Regions from separate parts of the Homo sapiens genome. Here region 2 is linked to region 1. A link is an interaction called in ENCODE POLR2A ChIA-PET data of the cell type or tissue named here. Cell type or tissue: OCI-LY7. All regions are shown on one strand. Links, peaks and the distances in the headings refer to the core of each region. The heading gives the core; the rest is flanking DNA.

The links. Peaks named below come from ENCODE experiments on the same cell type or tissue, not always from the same donor. Only the 100,000 strongest peaks of a DNase experiment are listed, where the experiment ranks them.
Region 2: POLR2A ChIA-PET joins it to region 1 with 8 read pairs; 1 of 35 experiments calls an interaction of 5 or more read pairs at or near these places.

The regions. Positions count from the first base shown.
Region 1 is chr2:219,443,786-219,449,363 of GRCh38, forward strand. It overlaps SPEG (striated muscle enriched protein kinase), which reads left to right. Exons shown (of 41, transcript NM_005876.5): 2 at 868-957; 3 at 1,040-1,376; 4 at 4,189-5,486. Among named protein-coding and RNA genes, the nearest start is that of SPEG, 12 kb to the left of the region's middle. RefSeq lists an enhancer at 5,339-5,578. In OCI-LY7, for the core only: no CTCF peak of the experiment used is centred there; a DNase peak (open chromatin) is centred at 2,696.
Region 2 is chr2:218,043,745-218,049,322 of GRCh38, forward strand. It overlaps a transcript of RUFY4 not described here. Among named protein-coding and RNA genes, the nearest start is that of RUFY4, 23 kb to the right of the region's middle. RefSeq lists an enhancer at 1,754-2,255. In OCI-LY7, for the core only: no CTCF peak of the experiment used is centred there; a DNase peak (open chromatin) is centred at 2,707.

The DNA.
Region 1 (5,578 bases), core at 565-4,564:
AGCACCAGTAAGTGCCAAGGATACCAGAACCACTGGGGCAGCTGGAATAACAAGCCCAAGTATGGGGGTCCCCAGTGCTGGGCACATCCCAGGTATCTCCCTCCCCACCCATTGCCACAGGACACCTCTGGGGACTGGGTGCCTCACGCCCCTTCTGTCTTGACTGCCCTCCATGCCCTGCCCCACAAACGCTCTGATAACAGTCTGTCCCTGTCTCTCTCCTGCTGCTCCTATGGAAGCGAAGTTTTCCGCTCCTGCAGAAAGCAAAGTTACGGTAGGAAACTGGCTCCTGCTCTAGCCCCCCGCATCCCCCCCTTTCCCACCCGGCCCCGGCCTCTCCTCACCCTGCCTCAGCTGCACCCGATGCCTTGCAGCTGGTTTGGGGTAGAGGACAGGCTGGCCCCGCGGTTGGTCGAGTGCCCTGGCAGTACGACTCTGAGGTGACTCCTCTTTGTTCCTGGGGTACTGGAACCCAGACTTTAGAGCCTTGGAACCTAGGACCTGATGATTTTGGGGCTGCACAGGGGCTTAAGCTTTCACTGACAAGGGGAGGAGGGAGAAGGGAGGAGGCTCTGATAATCCATTAAGATATTGGCAGGCGGGGAGGGGGTGGCAGTTTGGAGGGCCCTACGGAGGTAAACGTGAGTAACCAGGGGCCCAGAGATGGAGCCAGGGCACTGGCATGGGAGGGGTTATCCTGAGCAGCCCAGGCTGGGCAGGGGATGTGGGGAGCAAAAGAGAGGAGGTGCTGGCAGCCCTGCCAGTGATAAGATGGAGCCTGCTGTTGGCAGGGAGGCAGAAGGCAATAGGGAAGAGTTGGAGGCAGAGGGAGGAGGGCCCTGCCCACACAGACCCCTTCTTCTCCAGACTCAGAGACGGCTGAGGATGACATCAGCGATGTGCAGGGAACCCAGCGCCTGGAGCTTCGGGATGACGGGGCCTTCAGCACCCCCACGGGTGAGCTCCTGGGGTGTACAAAGAGCAGGCAGGCGGGTTTTCCATAAGGGGTGCCTCAGTCTCACGGTGCTCCTTTCTCTAGGGGGTTCTGACACCCTGGTGGGCACCTCCCTGGACACACCCCCGACCTCCGTGACAGGCACCTCAGAGGAGCAAGTGAGCTGGTGGGGCAGCGGGCAGACGGTCCTGGAGCAGGAAGCGGGCAGTGGGGGTGGCACCCGCCGCCTCCCGGGCAGCCCAAGGCAAGCACAGGCAACCGGGGCCGGGCCACGGCACCTGGGGGTGGAGCCGCTGGTGCGGGCATCTCGAGCTAATCTGGTGGGCGCAAGCTGGGGGTCAGAGGATAGCCTTTCCGTGGCCAGTGACCTGTACGGCAGCGCATTCAGCCTGTACAGAGGACGGGCGCTCTCTATCCACGTGTAAGTAACGGCCTTACCTGGGCCTGAACTGCCCCATCTCACCACGCTGTCCTGCGCTGCCCTCACTGCTCAGTCAGCCTCCACCCATCACCCTGCCCCATCCATCTCTCTGTGCATTTCTTCACCCCCTGCTGCCACTCCATCTTCCCACACTGCTCCCTCCTCCTCCTGAGCCATCACCGCCCACATCCCCCTGCTCCCACCTGTCCTGGCTCACCATGCCATCTCCATGGTCTCCTGGACCCTGCTGTCCCTTCCTTGTCTCCTCCAAGATCTCCAGTTTCTCAGGGGCCCTCTTTTGCCTCACCCATTTGGGCTCCAGTTGTCCCCAGGATCCCTCCCCCGACCCGGGGGCCCCCTTGGTGCCTGCTGTCTCAGCAGCTGCTGCCTTTTCATCTCTCTGCACATTCCTGTTCCCATGTGGGCCTTTTTCTGGGAGGAACAGAACCTTTCCACACGGCAGCTCCCGGGAGAGCAGGAGAGAGCAGGGGAACAAGCCAGCAAGCAGGAGAGAGAAGAGAGTGAGGTGGCCAGGGGCAGATGGGGCAAGGGGCCTGTGAAAGCAGGAGGCCATGGGCTGGGGGTGGCAGGGGGCTGGGAAAGGGAGGGGCTGGAAATGGGGCCAGGCCAGAGGGAGAGGGCGGGAGTGATGGTGGCAGGGGGCTTGCAATGATTTCTCTCATGGGAAACCCCTAAGTCCCTGAGGGTGGGATTCAAGGTTGTCCCAGGAGGGGGTGTGAGGAGCGGAGGTGTTGGAGGCACTGGAGCCATTTTTGGAGATTTGGGGCTCGCAGATACAGGAGGGAGTGCTATAGTGGAAGAGGGGAGTGGCTGAGAATAGAGGGACTAGGGCATTTGGGGAGCTGAGGGGGGCCTGGTTTGTGATGGGTATGGGTGTGGGGGCAGCTACCACCGTGCAGGAGAAAGAAGGGGCCTGGTGGGGGAGGCTGCTTTGAGGGTGGTTAGAGCAGGGCTAGCGGTGGGCAGGGGAGAGGGCCAGGGCTGGGCCACGGCCAGGGGGAGGCTCCCTTGGCTTATCTTCTTGGCCTTACCCGGTGTTCCTGTGCCCTGGACTTGCCTTTCCCTTCCTGCCTTTCTTTACCAGGCCCCAGCCAGAGCCTGGAGTTGCTATGGCAACTTCGGAGGAACCCATTTCCTTAGTGATGTCTATGGTACAGAGACTGGCCTGGAGCTCAGAGCTGCCGGCAAGAGGCCTCCTCTGCTGTCCTCAATTTCTCTCCAGGCCTCACCCACTTCCCAGAGGCTCTTCCCTGGGGACTCTGCGGCCCTTCCCCCAGAGAAGACACTTCCTCCCTGCAGGTGGCTGGCTGGGGTTTCTGTCTCTCAGGCCACTCTGCATTGCCACCACCCCTTTTAGCCCCAGTCAGAGGTGGGTCTGTCATGTGGGTGGCTGACTCAGGTAGGCTAAAACATCCTTAACTCGGGACCCCTAGAACTGCTCATGGCTGGCACCCTACTACTTGTCCTCCCTTCTGTGCCCCTGGAAACCCAGACACTTTGGAGGAAATAAGGGCTCAGGATTCTGACTGCCTGGGTTTCAATCCTAGCACCAATCATTTCCCAGCTGTGTCACCTTGGTAAGGCATTTAATCTTTTTTATGCCTCAGTTTCTTCATCTGTAAATGGGGGTGATCACAGTTCTTACCTCACAGGGCTGTTGTGAGTATTAAATGACTCAATGCATTTTAAGCACTTGGTACAAGCCTGGCACTCAGGAAATATTCAATGAGCCATTTTACAGATTTTTATTAAGCTCTCTCTGATGTGTCAGGTATGATAATACATTTAATTCCTTTTTTTTTTTTTTTTGCTTATCTTTATGTGTGATGTGCCCCCTCACCCACCCCCTCCTCCCCGCAAGGGTCCAGATGGGGAAAACTGAGACCCAGCTCTTGGGCACCAAAGCTCTGTTAAGTGAAAGGGATACTCTGGGGTGACCGGCTCCTTCCCTCCTCCTTTTCTCCCACACTCCCTATTCAGGCCCACTTAGTAGCTATTTCTGAGCTGAGTTATTTCAGAGCATATCCCTGTGGGGGGGGGCCTTCTGTACTTCTCAGGGGGGATTTCTAAGGACTCAAGGTAGCTTTGCCAGGGGAAGCACAAGTCAAAGGCCTATCGGGGGGCAGACTGAGCAAGGAGAGTAGGAGCCTGGGCATCCCGTTGCCACCTGCTGTGTCCCATCAGTGCTCGGGGTGGCGGCAGGTATAGGCTCAGGTCTACACAGCAGCTAGGGAATCCTAGGGATGGGGCACTGCCCCCCAAAAGGCTTGTGCCTGGTCCAGGAGGCTGTTGCTTGGCTTCCAGGGACCACTAGGAAGGGGTGTGCCCTGCTGATGATGGGCAGGGGTGTGGGGGCCAGCTGGGGGCTGGAATGAGTGGGTGGCTGCATTCCTGAGAACGCCCCTCCCCACCCCACCCTCTTGTCTTCCCTCCCCACTTCATCCTTTGGGTCCTAAGCCTCATTCTTTTCTCTCCCTCATGCTCAGTTCTGTTTCCGCTGTTTCTCGGCTTCCAGGGCTGGGGGGAGGAGGCTGGCCCGAGTCCTGGGGCTGAGTCTGTACCAAGACCCAGCCATTAGCCCAATCTTGTGGTTCCAGAGCCGCCGGCCTCTCCCCAGCACCTGCTCTGGCTGTGCGCTCCTCGTGGGGGTGGGGGTGGGGGGCAGGAGGATCTGGCCCATGTCACCCCCAAGCCTGCCCAGCATGCCCACCACCCAATTCCTGTCACAAGCTAAGGGTCTAGGAGAGGAGGCCCCCTGAATCCTCTACCCTTCTCCATCTTGGTTCTGCAGCAGCGTCCCTCAGAGCGGGTTGCGCAGGGAGGAGCCCGACCTTCAGCCTCAACTGGCCAGCGAAGCCCCACGCCGCCCTGCCCAGCCGCCTCCTTCCAAATCCGCGCTGCTCCCCCCACCGTCCCCTCGGGTCGGGAAGCGGTCCCCGCCGGGACCCCCGGCCCAGCCCGCGGCCACCCCCACGTCGCCCCACCGTCGCACTCAGGAGCCTGTGCTGCCCGAGGACACCACCACCGAAGAGAAGCGAGGGAAGAAGTCCAAGTCGTCCGGGCCCTCCCTGGCGGGCACCGCGGAATCCCGACCCCAGACGCCACTGAGCGAGGCCTCAGGCCGCCTGTCGGCGTTGGGCCGATCGCCTAGGCTGGTGCGCGCCGGCTCCCGCATCCTGGACAAGCTGCAGTTCTTCGAGGAGCGACGGCGCAGCCTGGAGCGCAGCGACTCGCCGCCGGCGCCCCTGCGGCCCTGGGTGCCCCTGCGCAAGGCCCGCTCTCTGGAGCAGCCCAAGTCGGAGCGCGGCGCACCGTGGGGCACCCCCGGGGCCTCGCAGGAAGAACTGCGGGCGCCAGGCAGCGTGGCCGAGCGGCGCCGCCTGTTCCAGCAGAAAGCGGCCTCGCTGGACGAGCGCACGCGTCAGCGCAGCCCGGCCTCAGACCTCGAGCTGCGCTTCGCCCAGGAGCTGGGCCGCATCCGCCGCTCCACGTCGCGGGAGGAGCTGGTGCGCTCGCACGAGTCCCTGCGCGCCACGCTGCAGCGTGCCCCATCCCCTCGAGAGCCCGGCGAGCCCCCGCTCTTCTCTCGGCCCTCCACCCCCAAGACATCGCGGGCCGTGAGCCCCGCCGCCGCCCAGCCGCCCTCTCCGAGCAGCGCGGAGAAGCCGGGGGACGAGCCTGGGAGGCCCAGGAGCCGCGGGCCGGCGGGCAGGACAGAGCCGGGGGAAGGCCCGCAGCAGGAGGTTAGGCGTCGGGACCAATTCCCGCTGACCCGGAGCAGAGCCATCCAGGAGTGCAGGAGCCCTGTGCCGCCCCCCGCCGCCGATCCCCCAGAGGCCAGGACGAAAGCACCCCCCGGTCGGAAGCGGGAGCCCCCGGCGCAGGCCGTGCGCTTCCTGCCCTGGGCCACGCCGGGCCTGGAGGGCGCTGCTGTACCCCAGACCTTGGAGAAGAACAGGGCGGGGCCTGAGGCAGAGAAGAGGCTTCGCAGAGGGCCGGAGGAGGACGGTCCCTGGGGGCCCTGGGACCGCCGAGGGGCCCGCAGCCAGGGCAAAGGTCGCCGGGCCCGGCCCACCTCCCCTGAGCTCGGTAAGGCCTCAGGGAGGGCTGACAAGGTGCCTGAACCCCCGTCGGGGGGCGTTTGTGGAGAGCAAGACTGCTCAGCAGGAGCCGGGGGGTCG
Region 2 (5,578 bases), core at 596-4,595, 1.4 Mb before region 1:
AGACTTTGAAGGTGGGGCTTCGCCAGGGACCCACCACCTTCCTCCCAGGAGCCTGTCTGCCTCCTGCCACCAATCATGGCATCCAGGCTGCTCAGACGAAGGGGCACCTGCAGGCCAGTGCTGATCTGCCCTCAGCCCCATCTCGGCTTCCCTCCCATGCTTGTCAGTGCCCAAAGTCCAGAAGGGGGCTGAGGAGGCAGGGGGCTGGTGTCCCAGTACTGCTCTGAGTGTGCACCCACCCAGCAGGGCTATGACAGTGCCCAGGTTCACATGCAACCTTACTCCATGATCGGAGTGGGCACCGGGAGTGGGGAGAGACCAGGCAGCAGGAGCAGGCCCTTCTGAGCCTGCAAGGGTCAGGGAGGCCTTCTGGGGCCTCCAAAGCACAGAGATGCCAGGATCTACAGCTAGGCTTGGGCAGCTGCTGTGGCACCCAGGGGTGGGGCTCCTGCCTGCTCCATGGAGCAGAAGGCCCAGGCTGCACCTCCTCACTGCAGCCAGTGTTTTGGCAGTGGCCAGATGAGCCACTGCTGCCATCAGTTTCATGAAACTTGACCTGAATATGTATGTAAATGCAAGAATAATAAATCTATATATGCTATAAAATATGATACTATCCAAGGTGCTTTATTGTCTTTGTATCAGTCAATCTTAGTTAGCTGTAATGAGAAATCTCAGATCACATTTTTTTTATGTTAACTTTTATTTTAAGTTCAGGGTACATGTGCAGGTTTGTTATATAGGTAAACTTGTGTCATGGGGGTTTGTTGTACAGATTATTTTGTCACCCAGATATTAAGCCTAGTACCCATTAGTTATTTTTCCTGATCCTTTTTCTTTCTCCTCCCACCCTCCATCCTCTGATAAACCCCCCAGTGTGTGTTGTTCCTCTCTGTGTGTCCATGTGTTCTCATCTTTTAGCTCCCACTTATAAGTGAGAACACCAATATTTAGGTTTCTGTTCCTGCATTAGTTTGCTAAGGATAATAGCCTCCAGATATCCATTTTCCTGCAGAGGACATGATCTCATTCTTTTTTATGGCTGCATAGTATTCCATGGTGTATATGTACCACATTTTCTTCATCCAGTCTACCATTGATGGGAATTTAGGTTGATTCTATGTCTTTGCTATTGTGAATAGTGCTGCAATGAACATATGTGTAGCTGTGTCTTTATAATGGAAGGATTTCTATTCCTTTGTGTGTATACCCAGTAATGGAATTGCTGGGTAGAATTGTATTTGTGTTTTTCGGTCTTTGAGGAATTACCACACTGTCTGTCTTCCACATTGGTTGAACTAATTTACACTCCCACTAACAGTGTATAAGTGTTCCTTTTTCTCCCCAACCTGGCCAGCATCTGTTGTTTTTTGACTTTTTAATAGTAGCCATTCTGACTGGTGCCAAGTGGTATCTTATTTTTTGTGGTTTTGGTTTGCATTTCTCTAATGATCATTGATGTTGAGCTTTTTTCATATGATATTTGACTGCATGAGAAATCTCAGATTAGACTTTTTAAAACTTCTCTAGACAAGAAGTCAAGCAAAGAACTTGCCCATTTATGTCCTATTACAAGCAGAGTATATTTTTATTGAACCAGTGCAAATACCCATATTGCATATAAGAATATTTAAGAAGAGTTTCCAAATCCTGGAACCATCAGGTAGGAAGAAAAAGATAAATGTTCCCTTTCTATTTACAAAGTACATTTTATCAAATTAATGTAAGTTATTGACAGCTCATAAAAAAGAAAAAAAATTTCCCTAAATCTAGAAAACAATACATTAAAAAAACCAACGTTTTAACAAAAAGTAATAAAATGAATAATCATTCTCATCAGTTAATTTAGCCTCATCTAATTAACTCTTTTGTTTTGTTTGATATTTTGTTAATAGTTTCATGAAACTATCAGTTTTCTCTTAGAGTTTTGGAACTTCTTACCCAGTCCAATAGCATAATCTTAGTTATCAGACACCTGTACTTACCAGTCTTTTTTCTCCTTCTTTTTTAAAAATTGGCAAATATGTACATAATAATGATACATATTTATGGGGTACATAGTGATTTTTTTTTTTTTTGAGGCGGAGTCTCGCTCTGTTGCCCAGGCTGGAGTGCAGTGGCGCAATCTCGGCTCACTGCAAGCTCCGCCTCCGGGGTTCGCGCCATTCTCCTGCCTCAGCCTCCCGAGTAGCTGGGACTACAGGCTCCCGCCATGGCGCCCGGCTAATTTTTTTTGTATTTTTAGTAGAGACAGGGTTTCATCGTGTTAGCCAGATGTTCTAGATCTCCTGACCTCGTGATCCGCCCGCCTCGGCCTCCCAAAGTGCTGGGATTACAGGCGTGAGCCACCGAGCCCAGCCCATAGTGATGTTTTGATGTATATAATGTATAGTGATCAGATCAGGGTAATTAGCACATCCATCATCTCAAGTATTTGTCATTTGCTTGTGTTGGGAATATTCAATATCCTCTCTTCTAGCTATTTGTAAATATATACTATTGTTAACTATAGTCATTGGACAGTGCTAGAGACACTAGAATTTATTCCTCCTGTCTAATTGTGTATCCTGTAATTGTATAGGGAGAGTGTAGTCTCTCACTACTCCCCCTGCCACCTGCCCTTCCCAGCCTCTAGTAACCTCTCTTCTACTTTTCACTTCTATGAGTTCAACTTTTTTTAGCTTCCACATACGCGTGAGACAGTGCAGTGCTTAACTTTCGGTTCCTGTCTTATTTCACTTAATGTAACGTTCTCCAGTTCCATCCATGTTGCTGAAGCAATCATTTTCTATGAATATCTTGCAATGCTGTGTCATAGCTGCTTTCAAAATCTTTCAGGAAGAAAATTTGGTTAGTCTTAAAAATACAGCATTATAAGACAATCATTAGTTTTATAACTGATAACATTATACCAGGAAATATGAGACGTCTAGGAATTTTATACAATTTCTAGAACACTCATCAATGACAAATATAACTTAGAGAAAGTTCAGCATCACTTATTATTTGGCAGTGCCTCTCATGCAATTTAACACATCAAATAAGTCTAATTAGTTTAACTTCCCTCTTGTTACAAGGAGATAAAATTAATTCTTTTGACATATTTCAGGGACCCTTCTGGAAACTCTCAATGTTAATTTGAGGTCCAAAAGACTTGATTTAGAATGTGATTTTGGGGAGCTGTCAAAAATGTCAAAAGGTTTAAAACACTTGATTAAATAGGTACACAGGTCACTGTGAAACAATACCAAAGTGACAATGATTTCAAAGGCAAACACAAAAAGTTTCATTGTGGTTAAAAAAAAAAAAAAAAAAAGTTTAGCTCTTTTAGTATTGAAAAGATTACACTTTTCTTCAATAATAAAAGGCTTTTAAAAAGACAACATGAAGTACAAAAAGTTACCTTGATTAAACACAAAATCTGTGTTTCTAGGCCAATTATTTAACAGATAAGGAAAAAAAACCTTTCACATTCACAGGGAGACCAATACTCCAAGAAAATGTGTCCTTTTAACAGAGAGAAAACCTAATTCTAACTTTGCACCAGTACATCACCGAGTTTTTTTAACTTACAAGTAAAATCTATCTAATGTTTGTACTATGACCACAAATAAAGTTCTTCTTTCATAGACCTTCTGCAACTTTCTGTATCTATTCATTTTTTTTTGTCTTAGTCTTTTTCTCCTTTTTTATTCCGGATCAATAAGTCATCTTGCTTTAAGACAAAATTACTCTCTTTTTCTCTTAAGGAAAACACGTACATTTTATACTTTTCCTTATTAAAAATACATCTCACTTTTAAAATACATTTTTCACATACATATTTGTGTACAGTTGTTTTCATTCATCCTTTGTTTTTAGTAGTTTTAATTACATGTATTAATTAAAATTCTTTACCCTTAGTAGCCTTAATATCTAGCGAAAATTAGGATGTACGTGGTTTCATTGGCCTAAATCCTATTTCCCCATAGCACAGGATATGCTTACCAGTGCACCCAATTATCTCTAGTTCCTCTTTAATAACGAGCCTAAAGTACATAAGCTTAAACTTACGTTTATTTAGTGATTAATAATTTTAGTAGTTTATCTCATACGGAAATGATCTAGATACTTAATTTATATGTATATTTTCATATTTAATTTTAATCTATAAGTCTATCCTATTGGAAAGTTCCCAGTTATAAATTTTAAGTCTTCTGGCTACTTCTGATGGGTTGAACTTATAAGTTCTGTTTTTCTATAGTATGAGCATTTATATTTATTTCTGCTTTCAGGTCTTCAAGGGATTGCCACACTGTCTTCCACACTGGTTGAACTAATTTACACTCCCAGTAACAGCGTATAAGCGTTCCTTTTTCTCTGCAACCTTGCCAGCATCTTTTATTTTTTGTCTTTTTTGGTCTAAAGTGGTATTTCACTGTGGTTTTGATTTGAATTTCTCTAATGATCAGTGATATTGAGCTTTTTTTACACGATTGCTGACCACATGTATGTCTCCTTTTGAAAAGTGTTCATGTCCTTTGCCCACTTTTTAGTGGGGTTGCTTTTTCTTGTAAATTTGTTTAAGTTTTTTATAGATGCTGGATATTAGACCTTCGTCAGATGCATAGTTTGCAAAAATCTTCTCCCATCCTGCAGGTTGTCTGTTCACCCTGTTGATAGTTTCATTTGCTGTGCAGAAACTCTTTAGTTTAATTAGATCCCATTTGTCAATTTTTGCTTTTGTTGCCGTTGCTTTTTGTGTTTTCATCATGAAATCTTTGCTCATTCCTATACCCAGAATGGTATTTCCTAGGTTGTTTTCCAGGGTTTTTATAGTGTTTCTTATGTTTCTGAAGATATTATGGTTTTTGTAAAGATTTATTTGATTCCCTTTATTGTCTCTCTTTATTTTTGGTCTAATAAACTCAGTTACCACTTATCCATCTACTTCTGATTTCTATTTTTTTAATCGGTTATCTTTTCTTCACTTTCTCTTAATCCTTGTACCTTGTAGGATTATGCCTTTTAAAAAAAATCCCTTTAGTGTCATTTTTAGTGGATTTTTGAGAGGAAACAGAGGTAAACATGTTCATTAAATTCTCCATTCTTAATATAAAACGCCTCTGGATTTTTAAAACATGCTTATTTTAAAAATCACATTCAGATTGCTCTGTTATCTCTAGTCCTCAGTTGTTAAATCTCCCATGGGTTAAGTTGGCTGATTGTTGATTCTGGTGGTTGTTAGTTCTTTGTAATATTTAATCATGAATTTATCTTTCGAAGAGCATATTTTCATGTAATCTTGCATTTGCCCTTGATTACAAAGAAATCTACATGGGGGAAGTTTCATGGCTGTACTGGCTGGGGCACTACTGGGTCATATGGTTCACAGCATTTTTTGTTGTTGCTAAATTTCTTGGCCCTGAGTTTCCACACCATTCCAAATGGCAGGTTTGGGACCTCATCATCTGATACTCAGGCTTGGGATTCTAGAATGTTCCTCAAATGACCTTCTTTTTCCCATGGCCTGGGGCAGGCAGCTCACTTGTGGATCATGTCCAGAGTTGGCAGGTGTTTTTGCCTGGGAAAGTCTCTA